Linked DNA regions of Homo sapiens: region 2 is linked to region 1. A link is a loop called in an ENCODE intact Hi-C map of the cell type or tissue named here. Cell type or tissue: heart left ventricle. All regions are shown on one strand. Links, peaks and the distances in the headings refer to the core of each region. The heading gives the core; the rest is flanking DNA.

The links. Peaks named below come from ENCODE experiments on the same cell type or tissue, not always from the same donor. Only the 100,000 strongest peaks of a DNase experiment are listed, where the experiment ranks them.
Region 2: a loop joins it to region 1, with 4 times the contacts of the local background. A loop is called at or near these places in 13 of 110 quality-filtered maps.

The regions. Positions count from the first base shown.
Region 1 is chr18:37,380,177-37,390,465 of GRCh38, reverse strand. The region is part of intron 2 of CELF4 (CUGBP Elav-like family member 4); the gene reads left to right. Among named protein-coding and RNA genes, the nearest start is that of SNORA111, 81 kb to the left of the region's middle. In heart left ventricle, for the core only: a CTCF peak has its summit at 4,450 (motif pointing left); no DNase peak of the experiment used is centred there; H3K27me3 peaks cover 1,952 bases.
Region 2 is chr18:37,435,845-37,446,133 of GRCh38, reverse strand. The region is part of intron 2 of CELF4 (CUGBP Elav-like family member 4); the gene reads left to right. Among named protein-coding and RNA genes, the nearest start is that of SNORA111, 26 kb to the left of the region's middle. In heart left ventricle, for the core only: a CTCF peak has its summit at 1,225 (motif pointing left); DNase peaks (open chromatin) are centred at 1,171 and 5,744; H3K27me3 peaks cover 1,127 bases.

The DNA.
Region 1 (10,289 bases), core at 1,148-9,147:
AAAATCCAGTAACTGCCCTGAAAGAGCTACCCTCCAGCCGGAGTGAGGAGACCCACATGCACAAAACTACTAGGAAATCCCAGCCAGGGCATGGCCAAGAGATGGCCGAAGTGACAGGCTGGGGGCTGCCACACGTGGCTCCCAGTTCTCTCATCCCCAGGGCTCTGGGAGCTGTCGGGGGCGTCCTGGAACCGAGAGGAAGAATCAAGTGGAGAAACTGACACGACACGCAGCCACACTCCTTCAGGCGCCTCCATAACCCACGCTGCAGGCTCCCATGTGGCGCACGCTCATGGACATATGCCACCTACAGCATGTGGGGAGGGGGCGTGGACAAGGTGTCCTAGAAGCCATCCTGGAGCTAGCAGGGGCAGAGGGGCCATCCCAACAGGGCTGGCTGGCAGAGAGCTGCTGTGCCTTCACTCCTGGGTGAGACAGAACAGGCTGAGGCCCCAAACCCTGCACAGAAGCAAGCCTGGAGCCCCAGAATATTCCATGGGCCCATCCCTGAAGGATCTGTGCAGCGTGAGTGAGCGTGAGGAGTCCAGACTGCTTCCTGACAGTGTCCCTGAGTGAGACAGTCGTGCATGACTCTGTGCCTGTGTGTGTTTGTGACCAGGGTGGATTCACTGTGCATGGCTTTATGTGCCAGATTCAGTGTGGGTGGGGGCAGCATTTTGCGGTATACTGGAGGCTGTGTCTATAAATTTCTGACTGTGTGCACGCTCACACTCCTGTACGTGTGACGCTCAGTGTGACAGTGAGGCTGCAGGGAGGGCAGGATGCGGTGACCATCCTCAGGGGTGTGTGTGGGTGCACGGGGGAGTGGACATCTGTCCTGTTTTCTATGCTTCCCACCTCCCCCAAGCATACCCAGAGGTCCAGCCATGGTGAGCAGACCACAGCCCAGCACCCCTCCCACACACATTTTAATCAATTTGGTGCTTTCTTGTCAAGAAGACAAGCTATTTGCTTCCTGAAGATCAGATGGTGATGGATGAAATATAGGGAATAATTAAATTAGCAGTGTAATGGTGGTGCAAGGCTCAATTAAAAAAATATTTCCATTGTCATAAAGTCTAGCCATAAATTTTAGGAGCCCTACATTCCGGTGGCCTGCAGTGCTTGGCAGCCCGACTGGCTGCCCTGTGGGTGTGGACTCTGATCTGATCTAGGGAGGCCCAGGGAAGGGCTGGGCTGCTTGAAGGAGATTGGTATCAGTAATTTGAATGTCTCACCGTGCCCCACCTGGTCCCCATCTCGTCACATCTGAGCAAGACAGCGACAGCCTGAGAGCAGCCTCTGGTGCCTGCTCCATGTTTCAGGTGCATCTCCAACTCTCAACCATAGTGACCCCTCATTTCCTCTGTGTTTCTTCTCACTTTAAGCCAACCATCAGGAACTTGGGGTGGGGGCTAACTCCCACCCTGTTTCACCAGGGCAGGACCCCAGTCTGTTCATGAGGTGCTGGGTGGTGCCTCCGAGAGCCTTCACTGGAAGCCTCAGAAAGAGCCATCAAGAGGTGCACAGGAGCACCCAGGAAGTCCCTGGTAACTAACCGATGGATGACATGGCCCAGGTCACCCTTCAGGGCACTGCAAAAGGTCTCCTGGACAAGAGGGTCCAGGGTGACAAGGGCTGAGGTGCTCCAGGCAGAAGCAGAGGGTGTCGGGGCTTAGACTGGAAGGGCATGCTCGGGAGGCATCCTCAGCATGTTCTGTGGAGGCTCTGGGAGGCCCCCTACTCCCATGTAAGTTGGACTTTTTGGCTTCTCCCTCCCCACCGCACTTATTGCAATAACTACTTCTCGTATGGCCCATTATGCTAATGAATGACAGCAGCAGACCTAGAAGGGTGTTTGCTGCTGTCTTGAGCTCATTAGTAACCGAGAAATGCAACAGGAAAGCTAGAGAGGGCATGACACCAGGTTTAACCAGGGCCAGGGCACCACTGGCCTTGGGGAGGGAGAGGAGGAAGAGGAGGAGGATGGGAGAGACTGGAGGAGGAAGACAGAGAAGAAGGAGAGAGAAGGAGGGGGGAAAGGAGGAGAAGGAGGAGGGAAGGGAGGGAAGAGGAGAAGCAAAGGGCAGAGGGAGACAGAGGAGGAGCTGGGAAAGGAGGAAGCGTCAGAGTGCAGTCAGAGGCCACAGGTGGCCTGTTTGGGGAGAAGGGACAGTATTCCCTACCCCATCTCTTCACGCAATGGTGCATGACTTCTGGCACCATTAGGACCAAGCCTGACAGATGTGCTGAGCTTGGCATTGAAGACCTCAGCCTCACCTTTCTTTTTCCCTTTAGAGAAGCCCCTCTCACACCTCAGGTGATCCCTCCTCTCTCCCCTCAATGAAACCTGCCCCAAAGGATTTACCCAAATCACACTGCGCTGTACAGTACCCTCCCCCCTCCCCCAACTCCTGCCTTCCACCGAGTGTGGCATTAAAGCAGGGACAATGACAATAAAGGCCACAGAGGGCCACAGAACCTCATCAGCTGGTGGGAAGGAGGAGGGTCTGGATGAATACTAGGGAGAAAGCTGGCTTCCCCCAGCCCCAGGCCAGGTGAGATGAGGCCCTACTTTCCTCTGTTCTGATGAGAGAGTGCAGGGGGCTCCCTGCCCTTGGCTCCTTCGCCAGGATTGGGGATGCTGTGGGCCAGCACCAAGATCTACTGGGATTACAGCTGGAAGGAGCAAAGGGTCAGACTGGAAAGCAGGACATGAAGATCTGCTCAGGATGCTGCAAAACAAAGTCCCACCCGCAGAAGGGCTGCTAGGGTACAAGGAAAAACCTGCAGCTTCAGCCAGCCCTGGACTCTTCCACCAGCCTCCTGAGGCCAGAAAAAGCCCCAGACCAGAGTCCTCAACTTTACATCGAGACTCTGGGTTTGTCCAAAGGAGTTGGAAGAAGCAACTGAATTCAGTCCTCTCGGGGTGGAGACTGGCAAGCCGGACTCAGCTGGGCCCAGCACGAGGTGGGCCCTGGATCCTGAATCTCCAGGATTGAACAACAGCCTCCCGTGAGAAGAGGGGCGCTGGAGGTCAAGGAAGCAGTTGGCTGCGTGTGGTTCTGGGTATCCAGGCCTCATCCCACCAAGGCAGAAGCCAGCCAGGGTCCCAGGGCAGGTTGTGAGGGCCCCTTGCTGCTCTGCTGGTTTGGGGAGGGAGCAAGGCCTGGCCCAGAGGCATGGGTTCAGCTTCACCATGGGGTTCAGTTGGCCCAGCCCCCCACTCGGGATGGCCCTGGTTGCCGGGAAAAGGCAGGGAGGAAGGGGCAGCACAAAGTAATGCCCAGGACAAGGAACCAGGGGAACTTGGGGGCCATCTGTCTCTTCTTACTGCTAGAATCTGTACCATGGGCAAGGATCAAAGCAAAAGCCCCACATCCTCCACTGAGGCCAGCCGGGGCTGGGGAGCCGCCTCCACAGCGCAGCAGGCTCAGCCCCGTGCGTGCCGTCTCTCTATCGCCAAGAGAGCCCCAGGACCAGTGAGAGGCACAGTCCATCATTTCTGCCTGCCAGTGGCTTCTTCTTCAGGTCACTGAGAGAGAGTACAAACTTGTCCTACAGAAGACAATAACACCTTTTTAATGCTAAGAGAATTCACAGAGCCCCACTCTGTACATACCCTGAGGTATGAGAACAAAGTGAAGAGGTGAACATGCAGTCAAGGGCTTCTTCTTTGAAACCCTAGAGAGGAAACTATTTAGGAAAAGAGAGACTATTTAGGACCATAACAGTTAAAGATTATTGAGAAAGGGACTGAATTGTACCTAGGTGTTTTTTCTTTATAGGCTTGTTTTAGAAGACTTTCCAATCTCGTTTAATGGCACCATGTTCAAGTTAATTTAATTCAATCAAAAGTTCTATTTTGACTTTTTCTAAGGATAATTAGTGGGGAAGCGTGTGTTCTCACTCTCAGTTAATGGCACCATCATCTAGACAGTCTTTGAGTCAGTACGGCTCTCCGCCTCACTCTCCTCATTCCCATCAGCTGGTTCTCCCTCAAGCTGGTTCTCCCTCAAGCTGGCCTCTCCACACAGCACTGCCTTCCCGTCTCTCCCCACGACCGCAAGGTATCCTCGCTCAGCCTCCTACCACTGTAAGCCACCACTCTCACCTTATTTCCTCCTTACTTACCTCATTCTGATGTTGCCACCTCTGTAAAGGCTTCCTCTTCATTGAGTTAATTATTCCTTTCTCTAAGCTTCCAGAACACTGTTTATTTCAACACATCACATAATAATTGTCATCCTCTTTGTACATCTGCAGGTCCACAGAGCAGACATTCTTTAGGGGGACAGCGGGGTATGTGCCTGGAATATAAGAGTAGGCAAATTAAGGTGGCAGAAGAGTGAGAAAAATCAATACATTCATTCATCATCTCCAGGTAATATGCCCAAAGCAAAAAGAATATACCAAGGTAGATTCCACCACCTGGTGGCCATATTTAGAATTGCAAGTTTAGTTTATTTGGATTAAATTAATTCTTAAATCTAAACTTTTGAAGTTTCAATAAATGTCACACTTGAGCACTATGAGTGTAGTATCTGAAAATAACAGCCTTGTCATTTCACAGACTTATATGAAGGTAAAATGTGTTAACTGATGAAAGTACTTTGGAAAATCAATAAATACATATTGAAAATAGTCCACATGTGGGGTCTCTGCCAGGTACTGTGGAGCAGAGAGCTCCCATGTAGATGGGAAAACAGGATTCGCACTTGAAACCACTAGAGAAACAAAACTGTAGGTGTGTGGCACAATATCATAGAAAAAGCATTCTGGACAGGAGGTCAGGGAGGGCTGGCTCCATGCCCAAGGCAGGGTTTGCAGAATGAATCAGGTTAGAATAAAGCCAGTAGGCAAGAGGGTATTGTGGGCTGGGGGAGGTGGAGGGGAGGGGAGACATTGGCTCAGTTAACTACTGGCCTAATTGACTACTGACTAATTGATTAACCAGGTGGCATGGACAAGCTAAGATGGGGAGAAACTACAGCCAGTAGCAACCCCTACTTCCCTTGACATGCCTATCATTGCCACCACCACGGCATTAATCTAGTTAGAGGTGATCACATTTTCTTTCTTTTCTTTCTTTCTTTTTTTTTTTTTTTTTTGAGATGGAGTCTTGCACTGTTGCCCAGGCTATAGTGCAGCAGTTTGATCTCCACTCACTGCAACCTCCGCCTCCCGAGTTCAAGCGATTCGAGATTCTCCTGCTTCAGCCTCCGGAGTAGCTGGGATTACAGGCACATGCCACCACACCCGGCTAATTTTTTATATTTTTGGTAGAGATAGGGTTTCACCATGTTGGCCAGGCTGGTCTCGAACTCCTGACCTCAAGTGATCCACCCGCCTCAGCCTCCCAAAGTGCTGGGATTACAGGCGTGAGCCACCACGCCCAGCCTAGTGATCACATTTCCTTAACAAAAAAATCAGACACACAGCCTGACAAATATAAGTGTGTATTTATGAGGACAAAGGGAGAAAAGGCTTGGAATGAGGACTGACCCAGCAAATCAGAGACGTATGGTTCCGTACTCATTAGTAAGTTTAATGAGGGATATGAGTCCACTGAGGAGGGCAGGTGGCTCTGGGACAGGCAGGACTGGCCACCTCACTGGGTGACCTGTGTGAAGAATGGGTCCTGGTCCAAGAAGGAGCAGATAAAGCAGGAGGGGCTCCTTAGCCATTCTGCTCATGAGTAAAGGAGCTCATGATGGCAAGTGGGATGACAGTAGCCACTCTGGCCAGCTGAAGTGACCCGTGATGTTCCCCATTTATTTCTCCTACCACCTTCACTTTGCTCTGCTTCCTGACACCACCACCCTCCATAGGCTAAGGCTTCTGCAGAGTCCCTTTCCTGGCAAGGCTCCCAACATGGCCCAGGGGACCTCCAGGCCAGTGTCCCAGGCCTGTGTCTACATTACATTCTGAACCTGCTGAGTCTCGGTGCTTTCCAGTTCCTCCGCTGCAGGCTGGCTTCAGTCCCTGCCCGCCCCTGTCTGGACAAGCCACAGGCCCCCAACAGGGCCCCTCTACACCCTGCCCCACCTATGTGTCCTCCCTCCCCTGTCCTCATCCCCAGTCCCTCTGCCTCCCTCCCTAGAGCGGAGGCCGGCCTGAAGACAGATATTAATGTGCAAATTAGCACAACCCGACTGGGTCCAGATTGCCACTTAGAATTTGCATATTAATAAATGTTTTTGTGACAGCATTTAGCAGCTCAGGAAGGACAGAGTGTCTCCCCTCCCCCAGCCCCATAAATGAGATAACAAGCCTGGGGAAGCCAAATTTGTCCCCCTCCCACTAGCCAACCTGTACGACTTCCTCTCGTCAATCAATCAATCCATGTATCTATCTCTCTGTCACCCCCGCATTGAGCGTCTCTGCCCAGTCTCCCAATTAGCCATGCAGGAGGCAGGACAAGCTCAGCACCGTGGGGAGCAGTGGAGGAGCCGTCAGTGCAGCAGGGTGTCTGGAAGGAGGAGGAAGAACCAGCCTCCACGCACCGCCCCCCACCCCCTCACCGCCACAACCCACAGGGCAGACATGGTGGATTTAGGGAGAATTCCTGCTTTTCCAATCGCTGAGGGTCTGCCGCCTTCCTAGCCAGCAAGGAGAGGAGCTCAGGAGTTGGCAGGGTCCCTGGACTAGCCCACCAGAGCCCTGGCCCTGTGGCTGGTCCCAGTTGTAACTTGTACAAGACACAGCACCCCTTTGGGTCTCTATTTCCTCTTCTGTAAAATAGGGTTAATACCCGACTTCCCTGCCTCACAAGACTATCATGGGAATCAAACGAGATGTGGACGTGCTTGGAAAAGAAAGGAGTGGTTTACAGATGCCACATGGCATTTGGCATGGGAGGAAAAATTCCTGGGGCTGCATATTACAGACTTCTGTATTATACATGAACCATCTGGAAATTAAGTATTATGTATAACAGAGTTTTCAGCTGGCTGAGGATTGCCTCCTTCAAGCATCAAAACTTTTAAACTTTCATTTTAACTGCTTGAAGGAAACATCCTTCTAAAATGCACCCCAAGCTCTCGGTTTCCTTATTCAGTATAAAACCAAGTTTTCCTCCTGCCCCCAGTTTGTCTCCATGCAGGGTGGCGCTGTCAGGATGCCCAGGACAGGGACAGGGCCATTTCCTGCTGCAGCACCACCCACGTCTCCCTGCTACCTTCCTGAGCCTCCTGCTTCACCCAGTGGCCGCTGCTCTGCCTGGTCTGCCAGGCCTCAGCCTTTCTCAGCGCCTCCTGGCCTGTATGATTAAATCAGTGGCTGGGTACAGTGGCTCATGCCTATAAGTAATTCCAGCACTTTGCAAGGCCAGAGGATGGCTTGAGCCCAGGAGTTGAAGACTAGCCTGGACAACATAGTGAGATCCTATCTCTACAAAAAATAATACATACATACATACATACATACATACATACATACATGTATGTACTATTACATACATAATATTGTTATGTATATAATAAAATTGTTAGAGCTGGCAAATCAGCTCTAACGATGGGAACTGGAATGACCAGGCCACCCAGGAGTAGGAGTGGGCCACACTCTATCCAGGGTCAGGGTCAGGGCGCTTACATTTCTGTGGAGGGGGGCAGGTGAGCAGCTTGTCAACATTGTTTGTAAACTGGCAGTTAATAGCCCTAGAGTGGGCTTTCTATGAGCAAAGTGCACAAGAGTTTTAATACACGGACTGTAAATATTTTACGTTTGTTGAATCAATGAAGGGATTAATAAACCCTAAGGGCCTTCATGACCTACTTCTCAGTTCTGTGTTCATTTGTGTTCTAGAGAAAAAGGCAGCCTGCTTGCTAGTTTTGTTCTGGATAGAAAAGGCATGACTCAGGCATGTGTGTACACATGCACCCATGTGTGAATTCACCACCTTTGCCTGGTGAAAGGGGTAAACAGGGGCTCTGGAAGCAGTGGGCCAGCAGGTCTGCATTCTCCAGTGCCCAGGATACATGGTGAAGAGGGAGGAGCCCCTGGTCTGGGATCATCGTACCTAAGACAGAGCCTGGTTTGGTTATGGACCTGCTGTGTGTGTGTCAGGAGGGCAGGTCTGAACCTCTCTGGACCTGTGTTTCCCATTCTCTGAAAGAGCTCCTGCTAAGAGAGGCAGAGAAGGAGAGTGGTTAGAACATGCTCAAGAGCCAAACTGCACATGCTGACTGCTGATGCCAGCTCTGTGGGCCTGGGCTAGCTGCCTATCCTCTCTGTGCCTCAGCTTTTCCATCTGTAAAATGGGATGGTAACATTCCCTGCCTCATAGTGAAGTGGAATTCTGTCAACAGAAGTCAAGCACTTAGAACAGTCAGTGCCAGCACATGATAAGCTCTAAGTAAATGTTTGCTGTTTTTACTTTTGCTTTAACTTCCCTACCAGGTCAATTTAAGGACCACCAGGTTTAACATAAAGAGTGAGCCTTTAACTCTAGTTACAACTTTCAGGCCACCTTCCCAGTCCAAGGCTCCTCCTCCCAGGCCTAGAGCACATGAAGGCCCCCTTTACAATCCCTGGGTTGTGTCTTCTTCCCTGCTTGGCTCCACTGGGCCCATCAGTAAATATTCAGTAAGACTTGCCAGTGGTAAAGCACTCAGGGTGAGACTGGGACCGCACAGGAACTTGCTAGGAATTCTCATAGATGCAGGTAGTGGGCCAAGCCAGAGGGAGAGCTGGGGCTGACAGGAATCTGAGCCTTGACCCAGAGGGCAGCAGTGAGGCATGGAGGTCTCCTTAGTCAGCAAAGCAGCTAAAGACATCCTTCAATCACAGTCTAAAAACTCCAGCATCCGAGTCCTGGCCTGGGTAGTGGGAAAGATGAGGACAAATAGAGAAAACCATCCCTGCCATCAGAGAGACCCCATTCAAATGGGGGTTTTGCCTCCTCTATCTCCCATTCTAAAGGAATGTTCATGTGAAGGAGTGTTCAGTCCCTACCCTAGGGTGCCTGCAAGGCTCCCACCTCAAGGAGCTTCCTGCCTTCCAGAGCCCCCATATAATGTGATACAAGCATCAGCATTCTGGGAGTTCAGAACTCAGAGCCAGGGGGCCTAAGTCAAGCAGAAACAGAACATGAGGGCCTCCTCCATTGCCCTTTAGAGCCCAACTTAGAGAGTACCTCCTACAGGAAGCCTTGTCTGATTTTGTGACATAATTGCCTAATAGATTGCTTACATTCTTTACTCCTACCTGGCCTCCTGCAGTCTACGACTAGACCTTATTCCAGTACTAGTGTACGGCCTGGCATCAAGCATGCCCTTGATACTTATTGTTGAGTGGATGAATGGTAGGTGGATGGATGGATGGATGGATGGATGGATGGATGGATGGATGGATGATGGTGGATGGCTGATGGTAGATGGAGGGATGATGGATGTATGCATAGAGGAATGGATGGATGGATGGTAGATGATGGATGATAGAGGAATGGATAGATGGATGGATGGTGGATGGTTGATGAATGGATACATAAGGATATATGGTGGGTAGATGATGGATGCATGGATAGAGGAATTCATGGATGAATGGAGGAATAGGTGGATGGATGGATGAATGATGGATACTGGATTGATTGATAGATGGATGGATGGATAAATGGATGGAGGAAAGGATAGAAGGATAGATGATGGATGGATGGATGGATGGATGGATGGATTCATGGAGAAATGGATAGAAGGAGAGATGTTGAATGGATGGATGGATGGATGACTGGATGGATAAATGGATAGAGGAATGGATAGAAGACTAGATGATGGATGGATGGATGGATGACTAAATCAGGGGATGGATGGATAGATGGATGGATGGATAAATGGATGAAGAAATGAATAGATGGATGAATGGTGGATGAATGGATGGATGGATAGATGGATAAATAAATGGATGGAAGAATGGATAGATGGATGGAGAATGGATGGATGATGAATGGTGGATGGATGCTGGATTAATAATGGATGCTAGGTGGAAGAATGACTGATGGTTTACTTGTAGATGGGTGGCAGGAGTACCAGAGGCCAGAGTACAGAGAAGGACGTGAGTGGGCAATTGGGCAAAGACATGAGAATGGGTTTGGGAGGAGTAGTTGGGAGAGAGAGCTTGAACATAGACCTTCAACCTGAGGCATAGGAGAGAAGACTCAGCACCACATAAGCACTGGGGAAGTTTCCCCAGAGGGACAGTGACAGATAAAGTGGGGAGTTGGGGGAGTGGTGCTTGTCAAGAAGTGGGAGGGATGGCAGCTGGTCCAAGAGGGAGGTGAGAGCAGGTGAACT
Region 2 (10,289 bases), core at 953-8,952, 56 kb before region 1:
CCTGCTAAGGCAAAGCATCCATGTCTGTGACCTTCTCTGGAGCAGCAACCGCAAGCATGAGGGGAGGATGGCGCTAACAAAGCCTGGGTCAAAGTCCGGGCTCTCGCCACTCTGAGCCTCCTTCTCATTCTCTGTAAGGTGGAGATATTAATACCTGCCTTGAAGGGTTGTGAAGAGGATAAAAGCTGGGTCCACGTGGGGCCTGGCATAGCGTAGATACTCAAAGGGTAGATGATAAGGAGGAGGAGGATGGTGGTGGTGGGAGACAGAGAAAGAGACCTGCGGGCACACAGGCGACATGAGGCTTCCAGGCCTCCCGTGGCCATTTCCCTGTCTGCCTTCTCTGCCTCTTCTCCTCTTCAGCTTCTCAGGGGAAGCTCTATGGGAGACACGGAATGCATCGGACTTATGCCTCCCTTTCTCTTTTGGAAAGAGTTGCCTTCTTTCCAACTGTCCCGTCCCTCTGCCCCTCCCTGGGCCTCTGCCTCCCTGCATCTGCCACCCCATCCTTGCGGGCATTGTCTTCATGCCTGCCTCTCTCTCCCTGCTCCCCCCTCCTCTGCTTAATCATCTTAATCATTGTGTCCTTGTAACTCAGCCCCAGGCTGTCTGGCGGCAGCACTACCCCACGAGGTGACAACTCTGAGTCACACACACATTTGGATGCCAGCACTGTGACTACCGACCCCAGACCCCAGCTGCAGGCCCCAGACACCCCTCAGGGACTCAGCAGCAGACCCCAAACCCAACTCAGGGACTCAGCCTACCGAAACACCGAGAAACCCTTCCAGGCTCCATTTCTGCTCCCCTGGGGGAGAATAGAGAAACAAGACCCTGGCCGCGCTCTCTGGGGCAGGATGTCCAGCAAAGGGCTCAGACTGGCCCCTCTGCTCCCGCTTCTGCAGCCCAGGGTCTCTGAAGTGTGGTGGGGAGGGGAGGATGTAGGATCCTAGTCTCTCGCCAGCCTTTCTCAGCCTGTCCTCAGCACCAGGCCACCTAAATCAGCCAGAACTAGAGGTGCTGGTTAAAAGGTAGGTTCCTGGGTCCTGCCCTCAGGCTATGTCTTTAAAAAGTGCACCAAAGTTACAGTTACATGCCCCCTCCTCCTTTCCGAGCAGCCCCACCCAGCCTCTGTCTGCACCTGAAGCTGGCAGGCTGTGTGTGCCCTTCTGCAGGCCGCAAGCCCAGGAGCCCGCGTCACGCACACAGGATGTTCCAACAGCACCCTCTCCTGGAAACTCCCTTTATTTTCTGAGAGTCAACTCAAGTTCTTTTGGTGACCATACCTAGTGTCTCTCAGAATCTTACTCCGGGAGGGAGGTACGGGGAGGCAGAAGGGAATGGGGAGCCTCGTCTGGAGGGCCCCTCCTGAGCCTGTCGGGGCCATGGACAGTGCAGAGAAACACCCCATACCCAGGAACTAGCCCACCCCTGCACCTCCCCACCTCCCTCCTTCCTCCTCTGAAACTGCATCGTTCGCGTGTGTGTGTGTGTGTGTGTGTGTGTGTGTGTGTGTATGCATGCTAGAGAGAGAGAGAGAGAGCATGTTTCTCTTGGAGAAGGGCAGCTTTGTTTATTACGGCTGTAACCTTGGCTTTTGGGTAGAGCAGGGCAGTGGGAATCTTTGGAGCCTGGAGCAAAGAATTTAATATTCATAAGTGACCTCACCATAAATGGAGTCCAGCACCCCCGAAGGACTCACAGATGATGCCCGCTGCCTCCTCCCACGGTTGCCTCTCTCAGGGAGTTCGTCAAAGCGTCCAGACACAGCTCCTGCCCGGCTGCCTACAGTGTCTCCAGACCTATCTCGGGCTCTGGACTCCTGAGCTGCAGTCCAGGACGGGGATGCTAGGGGGGATCCACCCCTACCCACACAGGGGGTCTATACAGGTGCCTGGATACCAAATGCAGGGTAAGCACCCTGGGGTCAAGAGAATGGGCTCAGGGTCAGGGTCTCACACATAGTAGGAACTTGGGACATCAGTATAGTAGGTTCTGATCGAGCATTTTGCATATGTTAACTCATTTAATCAGCACAGCAACCCCAATTACAGATGAGAACATTGAGGCAGGGAGAAGTTAGTAACTGGCCCCAGGTCACACAGCCAGTACGTAGCAGTGCTGAGATTCAAGGCCAAGGATTATAGAGCGTGAGGAGAATCTCACAGATACACGTCAGGCCCATATTCAGTTGCAGAAACCTCTAAATTTTTAGCATCTATTTTAGAGCTTGACACTCAGAATATGCACACTGAATATTTGTTGAATTGACATCTCGCTGGGCAGAGTGAGCAGTAAATATCTGGCGAATGGAGGGCGGATGAATTATGCGCAAAAGGGATTGAGCTTGTGAACACAGAAGGAGGCTCAGGATTCCATGTCAGTGACCACCCCCAGCCCCGACACAGAGAGGGAGAGGGAGAGGGAGCCGAGGAATCAGGGTCTGCTCCCCACCCTTTCATACCAATGAAGATGTGGGCAGGGAAGCCTGGACCCTCTTCCTGAGGCCTTCCAGGGGAGCCTTGGAGCCACTCTCCAGCCATTCAGGGATGAAAGCCTCCACCCACACTGATGATGTCATTGTCCTGCTTTGAGAAACGCTGGCTGAAGCCCCTCTGCCAAAACACTTCGGCACATGCACACACTTCGGTGGTGGGGAGCTCTCTCAAACCTTGCAGCAGGCCATGGGCCTCCTCTCCTGCCAGCCCAGGGCCTTTATGCAGAGGGAGTGTGCTAGAATCAGTATGGGGTAGCACAGGGCAGATGGTGCAGTTGGGAGACCCTCCCCCCACTCCCCTGTTTATCTAACCCAGAGCCTGCCTCTTGTGTTTATTTTTAACAAGCAGAATGATGGTCCAGGTCTTTTCTACTTTTCCACTTTTATAAGCAAAGGAAGGAGAAGAAATAAGTCTCAGGAGGCGGAGGGACAGAGACAGGCTAGGGCGTTGCCCCCTGTGAGGCTCTAGGGTTTAGCTCTAATCCACAGAAGACACGTCCCCTTCCCAATCCCATCCCCACTCCCGTCAGGTTCTCACCCTCCAGGAGCTCCCATTTGGGAAGACAAAAGCTACGCACTGGAAACAAGTTGCCCCTTGTTTGGCCACACGTGCAGAAGTCAGGGGAGGCTTAGGGATGGGTAGAATTTTGAAAGCAAAAGGTAGTGGGAAGTAAGGGTGCAGACAAGACTAGGAAGATAGGTGCAAACTAACCCAGAAGGCAGTGTGGTTGGTAGCAGGTACTGTGTAAGAAAAGGAAGGAGAGCTTAACAGGACGGAGAGGGGGAGATTATGGAGCCCTGCCCAGATGTTCCTTAGAGAATTCTACAATTGCAAGGCGCCTCCGTAAGACGTCTTGTTCATTCCCATACAGGTGGCTCAGGGTTCCACAGCCCTTCTTGCAGACTGTGCTACCAGCGGCCGAGCCTCTTCTTAGCAACTGTCCAGAGACGAGGCACAGCACAATCTGTTTCCTTGTATTGGAAATGTGCCCGGTGGACTGAAAGCAACCTTCCCGGGAGTCGCCATGTGGACTTCCCATGGGCTCGCTGTGCTGTTTGGGCCAAGCCCCCTTCAGCAGTAGCATGCACTGTGATGACCCTCACCCCAGCCACCTTCCCTTCCTCAGCTATTGACAGCCATCCCTTCTCCCTTTCTAGAGGGTATCTTGGCCCACCCAGCCATTAATTTGCAAATGGGCCATTTCTGCTTCAAAGGGAAAAAAATTTTTTTTCTGAGATCTAGTTTTTAAGTATTCTCAAATGACTAGTGAGAATCAATCTGAGATCTAAGAGTTTGGTGCGTATTGAGTGTGGATTCTCAACTTCCATCTTTATTTCTTTATGTCACGACTTGGCAAGCAGGTGGATGAATGTGGGCCTGGAGGCATGGGTCCCTACAGAAGCCATGTTCGTCATTTTTTTAATTTGTTCCTTCCATTGAGCTGCTGCTGCTGATTTTTATCCCTTTCTTCTCCTCCTCCATTCACCCTCCCAAAGCCCCTGGGTAATTCATCCTTTGTCCACAAGTCTGGCCAGGCCCAGCTTTGTGCCAGCAGGAGCCAGTGGGGCACCCAATAAAGGAAATGCCCCAGGTAAAGGGTGACACACCGTGTCATCTAGGGTCTTTGCGGTTTGGGTGACGCACTGTGTCATCTAGGTTCTTTGCGGTTTGGGTGACGCACGGTGTCATCTAGGGTCTTTGCGGTTTCGGTGACGCACCGTGTCATCTAGGGTCTTTGCAGTTCAGGTGTGGAGATTCAGGGGAGTTCTGAGGAGGGGGAATGGGTGTGAGTTGCAGTCGTCAGGAGGACTTCCTGAGGGAGGAGGACTGCACTGGGCCTTCAAGAATAGAATGCTCCCCAGGCCACAAGCCTAGTGGTGAGTGGGGAGGCAAGCTGGCTGCCACTCCTGAAACCCTGGGTGGATAGGTGTCCCCTTCTGTTTAATATGCACCTTCCCCAAAAGAGGGTGATCTTGCAAGATAGAGGGTGACCACAAAGCAGATGGTCTGACTCAAGATAATAGTCCCTGGCTGCCACCTCGTCCCCATGGGGGCTGGACTAGGCTGCCGCAGCCAAACCACCCTGACTCTTTCTACCCCTCCTACCTAATTGCCCCATTACTGTAAATAATATCTTCCCATCCGAACAATTAGCCTCCTCATTTTGAAACTCCTGGTTTGTTTTTTCTGGTTCTGAGGCCTTAACATTGGAAAATACAAACATATCCGGCATCTGTCTGCCGTCTCCCAGCAACCATCCCAGCCACTAATGCACTTACAGCCCCCACAGGCCTGCTCCCCAGTTCCCATCTCCCCCGTGTGTGTACACACACACACACACACACACACACACACACACACAGCATTGTTGAGTTCTGGGAGGTAGGGAGGAGCCAGCTCCCTGGCATCTGGAAAGCAGACAGGGAGCTGGCTGGCTGGAGCTTCCTTCAGGATCTGCCCCACCCTCCGTGGCTGGGAGATCTTTAAAAACAAATCCCAAGCCTTCCTTCAGTGGATGTCCAGAGTCACTGGTCCAGCGGGGAGAGACAGTCTGAAAATGATCTCAAGGCAAGAACGGTCTAGGTATCAGCAGCGGCAGATACGGTTGTGGTGGTAGTAACGTTGACAACAAAAATAATGCATCCACTATCTAATATTCACATTCCTTGCACCACTTTACGGATCATCTTTAAGTCCATCCAATCCTTTAAACAAGCTCAGGAGATCAGGGGAGAATTGTTATCTCCATTTGCAACAGGGAAACCAAGGCCCAGAGGGTCTGTAGTTTGTCCAAGGTCCTTGGAGGATAAGCAGGGGAATGGCTAGTTAGACAGATGGGTAGTTAGGTAGGTAGATAGGTGGATGAGTAGGTGATTGCAAGGGGTAAATAGGTTGACAGAAAGACTAGATGACTGCAGCCAATATCCTCGCTCTCCCCTCCAGGCCACTCATTGCAATAATCACCTGCCCCACAGGATACAGTTAGTTGTATTTTAAATTGAACCGGTGCCATTTATTAATTATTCCCTGTGGGCCCCACCTCCTCCAAGGAAGGAGACACCACTTCTCCTCTGTGCCTCCCTTCCCTCCTGTGGCTGTATTTTTGGAGCTGAAGCTGAGGACATCTGGTCTGACATGGAGGAAATGCTCCTCAGATGGTAGAAGAAGTGAAATCAGGGCTGCCCTGGGACAGCGGGCTGAGCCTGGATGCTTCACACTGGGCCTGAGACAAACTGGGCACCCAGCCATGGCCAGCAAGGCCTGGTGGGGCTGAATGGGAGCAAGGACGTGCCTGCCCTTCCTCCTCAGTTCTCTAGGATGTCCTCGGAGCTCCAGGAGGAGAGCGCAGCCCAGCCTCCCCTCCTCCCCACCTGGTTGTTAGTTCCAGCACGTTCCCCCTCACCGAGGCCCCCCAGCCAAGGCTGCCTGAAAAACTCCACCGGGAGCGTGTACAGGACACCTTGGGTCTAATGTAACATTTAATGGCCAAATCTCCCCAGGTCCCTGCATTAATACAAAACTGCTTTACTCATTCTAACCAGACAGAGTCACATGGCTAATGGCTCCAAGGCTGAGCCTGGGCAAGAGGGAGGTGATGAAGGAAGCAGGAGCCATCAGCACCTTGCTGTGGCCTTGAGTGGCAGAGGTGGGCCATCCCCAGGACCAGAAGTCATTGTGTGACCTCTGAGGACAGGACCCTGTAGTGTTCATGTCTACCTCCTAGGAGCCTAAGGCAGGGCTGTACTACACATCAGTCATCATTTAATACACATATAAATGTCTTGGGGACAAATGTTTCCCCAAAGAAATGCAAGACAGGCATACACTAGCCCCTGCCCACCCTAAGCCAGAGATGATATGATGCTGTCCAGCCACACAAACTGAGCCCTGCCTCCCACACCGGCCTGAGGGGACTCAATTGGTTCCTACCTGGGAGCTCCAGGGATATGGGGGGACAGGAGAGCTGGTGGGGGAGAGCTTCCCAGAGAAGAGTGACTAGGCCAAGTTGTGGAGGTCCCCAAGGGCTCCAACATGGTCCTAGCCCCCAAGGTCCTTGGAGTGGTCAGGAAGACAAGACTTCTTAGGAGAAGAAGGCACACAGTGTCAGAGGAAATAAGGTCATTTGGACACTGATAGCAGGGCTGTGGATGTCCAGGGGTGTGGCACAACCCTCATGAGCTCCTCAGTATTTCAGACGCACACATGCACACACACACATGCATGCATGCATACATGCACACACATGATCAGAAAAAAGCCCTCCAGAAATTGACCTAATTTGGTTGTACTTTCAATTTATGTAAACCCCACTTTCATGGACACTGAGGGACAAGAGAAACTGTCCCATGGCCATCCAAGTACTTCCAGATTGTATCCATGCCTCCCAAACCCACCGCCTGCCCCTCTCAGGGTAAAGCAGAGCTACCCTCACTCCAGTACTAACTGCAGCCAGGCCTGCCTCTGGCCAGCTGCAAAACCTAGTGAGAGTCCCTTTGCTTCTCTGGGCCTCAGTTTTCTCATCTGTAAAATGAAGGGGCGGGCCTGGAGAGTCCCTGGGGCCCTCTGCAGTTCCAGCATCAGGACTGAGGAGGCTGCTGGGCTCTCAGGTGGAGGCAATTTCCCAGATCACTGAGCCCCACCTGGCCACCATTGTGTGAGGCCTCCCCTGGGCATTAGCCATCTGGAAATATTGCCATCCATCTTTCTGAATATCTGGTTAAAACACTTACCTAATCCTAACCTAATCCTTTCAATTTGGGGAGAGAATTGAAGAAAAAAAAATGCAAGCAGCCTGAAGCCTGAATGCTAACAGATGGGTAAAAAGTATGTATAAATTACACCCGCGGCTGTCAATTCAAGCTCTCTAGATAAAGTGATATGAAAGGTGTTTCATTTATAGGGGAAATTAATTGCCAGCTGTATGACTGGATGGTGTGAAGAAACCACAGCCACACGATGTGTCCCGTATATTTTTTCTGGCTGGATTCAGTACCTTCTGTGCCAACGGCTCCTGCACCACTCCAGACCTGGAAGGCACCAGGGTAAACATGACCCTGAACCACTATTCCAAAGTTAGGATGCAGCCAGGGAAGCTTCAAACATGGTAGGGTGCACGACATTGAGAGGTAGGGTGCCAGCCCCTCCTGCTACCAACCCTGGGTCTCAGTGTCCTCATCTGTCAGGACAGCTGCTTAAACTGTATCTACTCTATCTACTCTGTCAGCATCCTGGGCACAGGATCACATCCCAGTCTTCTACATACCTTCATCCTGCCTTGCCAAGCCCCTTGCCCCACCATGGATACTCGGTCCATTTCAAGGGGTAACACTGACATCTGGAACACCAGTCACATCATTTAGTCTGGAACCAACCCACTCTTCACTGACAGTCAATCACTTGACCTTTCAGGCTTCAGTCTCCACATCAGCATAGTGAGGTTGTCTTAGGCAACTTGGGCTGCCATACCAAAAACCACAGACTGAGGGGCATACAAACAAGACAATTATTTCTCACAGTTCTGGGGGCTGGGAAGTCCAAAATCAAGGTGCTAGCAGATTCAGTGTCTGGTGAGGGCTCTTTTCTGGGCTTGCAGACAGCCGCCTTCTTGCTATGTCCTTTCATGTTGGAGGGAGACTGAGCTCTGGTCTCTTTCTATTCTGTTAAGGACACTAACTAATCTCATCATGAGGGCCTCACCTTCCTGACCTCATCTACACCTAATTAATCTCCCAAAGGCCCCACCTCCCAATACAGGTTTCAACATAAGAATTTGGGTGGCAGGGGGACACAAACGTCAAGTCCTTAACAGAGGCACTTAGCTGGAAGGTCCACAGCTCCCAGTGCTGATGTGTATTCTGACTGTTAAAGTTCTCATTATCTCTGTCTCTGGCTGTGGAGATCAGGAGGCTGAGAAGACAACTCTACTGGGAAATAGAGGCAGCCAGGACAACTCCTCTGCCCACCTGCCTGGATGTGTCCTCGCCAGAGATCCTTTATGGGGAAGAAGTGTGCATCACAGGAAGAGACGGCAGCCACTCTAATGCCTTACCTTGGTCCTCCAGGACACAAGATGGGTGGGAGTGGGGAAGCAGAGTGCTGGCCAAGCCAAGACCATTTATGCCCCCATTCCCCCAGTTTCCATAGTATCTCCCCCACAACCAACCCCACCAAAAGTGCTCTCTGGATCGTTTGGTGAAGATATCTATATCCCCAGAACCATTTCTGAGAAGGGAAGACTGCAATGCTGAAAGGCTTCCCGGCTCTCAGAGTGCAGGGCCCCTGACACTAGGACCTTGGCACCAGTGTGCTTGCCCATCCTCACCCAGTCCCCATCAACCAGGAGGAGGGGTCTCCCAGCAGCCTCCAGCTTGGGAAATTGCTTCTGGTTCCTGCTTCTCCTGCCTTCTCATTCTTCTTTCTTTCTTGGGCATGGGGTGGGGCAGGCAGAGCTCAAGGTGGGGCCTGCATTGAGAGTCAATTTGGAGGTACACACTTGTAGCCACCTGCCACCCACTGGGGAGCCTGGCCCCCAGCTATGCTGCATGCAGCCACTCTGCCAGCTGCCTGACAAGCCCCTGGGGTCTTTCCATTCTGGCTGGGGAGGGGGTGAGTGAGAGGATTTCTATCCTGTGCTCCCCCCATTATCAGAACTATTAAGACAATGAGCTAATATTCTACTCAGATTTAAATAATAAATTAATCTGCATTATATTGAGGAGGCCTGAGAGAGACTTAATTATCTGGTGTACTTTTGGGTGGAAATGAAGGTTGGGAATTGTGCTGGGAATAGACAAGCTCCCTGTGATCACACTGATGTGGGAGTTTAGATTCTGGGGCTCCTGGGCAGAGGTACAGAAGTGCCCCGACTTCCCTCTAGCCCCAGCCATTCCCTCCAACATGGGGAGAAGGCGCCTCTATTTCTGACCATCCCTTCAAAGGGCTGCAGGAACAGTTTCTGAATTGTGTGTTCTCCTGAGCAGGCAGCCTAGGAAGTGAAGAACCAAAGCCTCTGTATAGCCTGAGCTGCTTGCCAGGGAAGTGCTGGGGCCACCTGTCCCCCTAAGCAAACAGGAATAACAGAAACTCCCCCAGAGGGCAGAGGTCAGCCCTGGCTCTTGATCCCCCCTCTGCAGCTTCTTGCTGTGTGACCCTAGGCAGCCTGCTTGATTTACCCCAGCCTCAGTTTCCACATCTGTGTAATGAATATGATACCAGCTCTGTCCAGGGTCTCTAGAGGATAAGACACTGCAAGGCGAGGAGCTTTTAGCACAGCACCCCGGGCAGGAAGCCCTCAGGAAATGGTAACCGGTGTGCCTGCAGATGCTGTCTGAATGAGGGAGCATTTGAGGGCATCTCGAACTGCTCCCGAGTTCGTGGTTACCGTCTTAAACAAACGTATCGGTATACAGTGCTGGAGAGTTGAGCCACGCTCTTCTCTTAAGCGAGCCAGCGCCAGGCCTGTGGTTAATTTTTCTCCCTGGCTGGTTCCTGCCGCTCCCTGGGAACGGAGCTTTTCACACCCTGAGCCAGCCTGCCCGAGAAAGGACTATTTTCAGCCCAGCAGCTACAGCAACAAAAATGTGAAGTCATTCCTGCTGCCTCCAGCTCACCCCTCCCTAGAGAGGTGAGCAGAGAGGTGCGGGCCCTGCAGCGGGGGTCCTGGAGTGCCCACCACCTGCTCCAATCTGTAACCCTAGGGAGACACCACTCTGTCCTGGGTTTATTCCTCATATCCACTAGTTCACCTCTTCTCCTCCCTATAGGCTCTCTCAAGGTCTGGGGTCTTGCCAG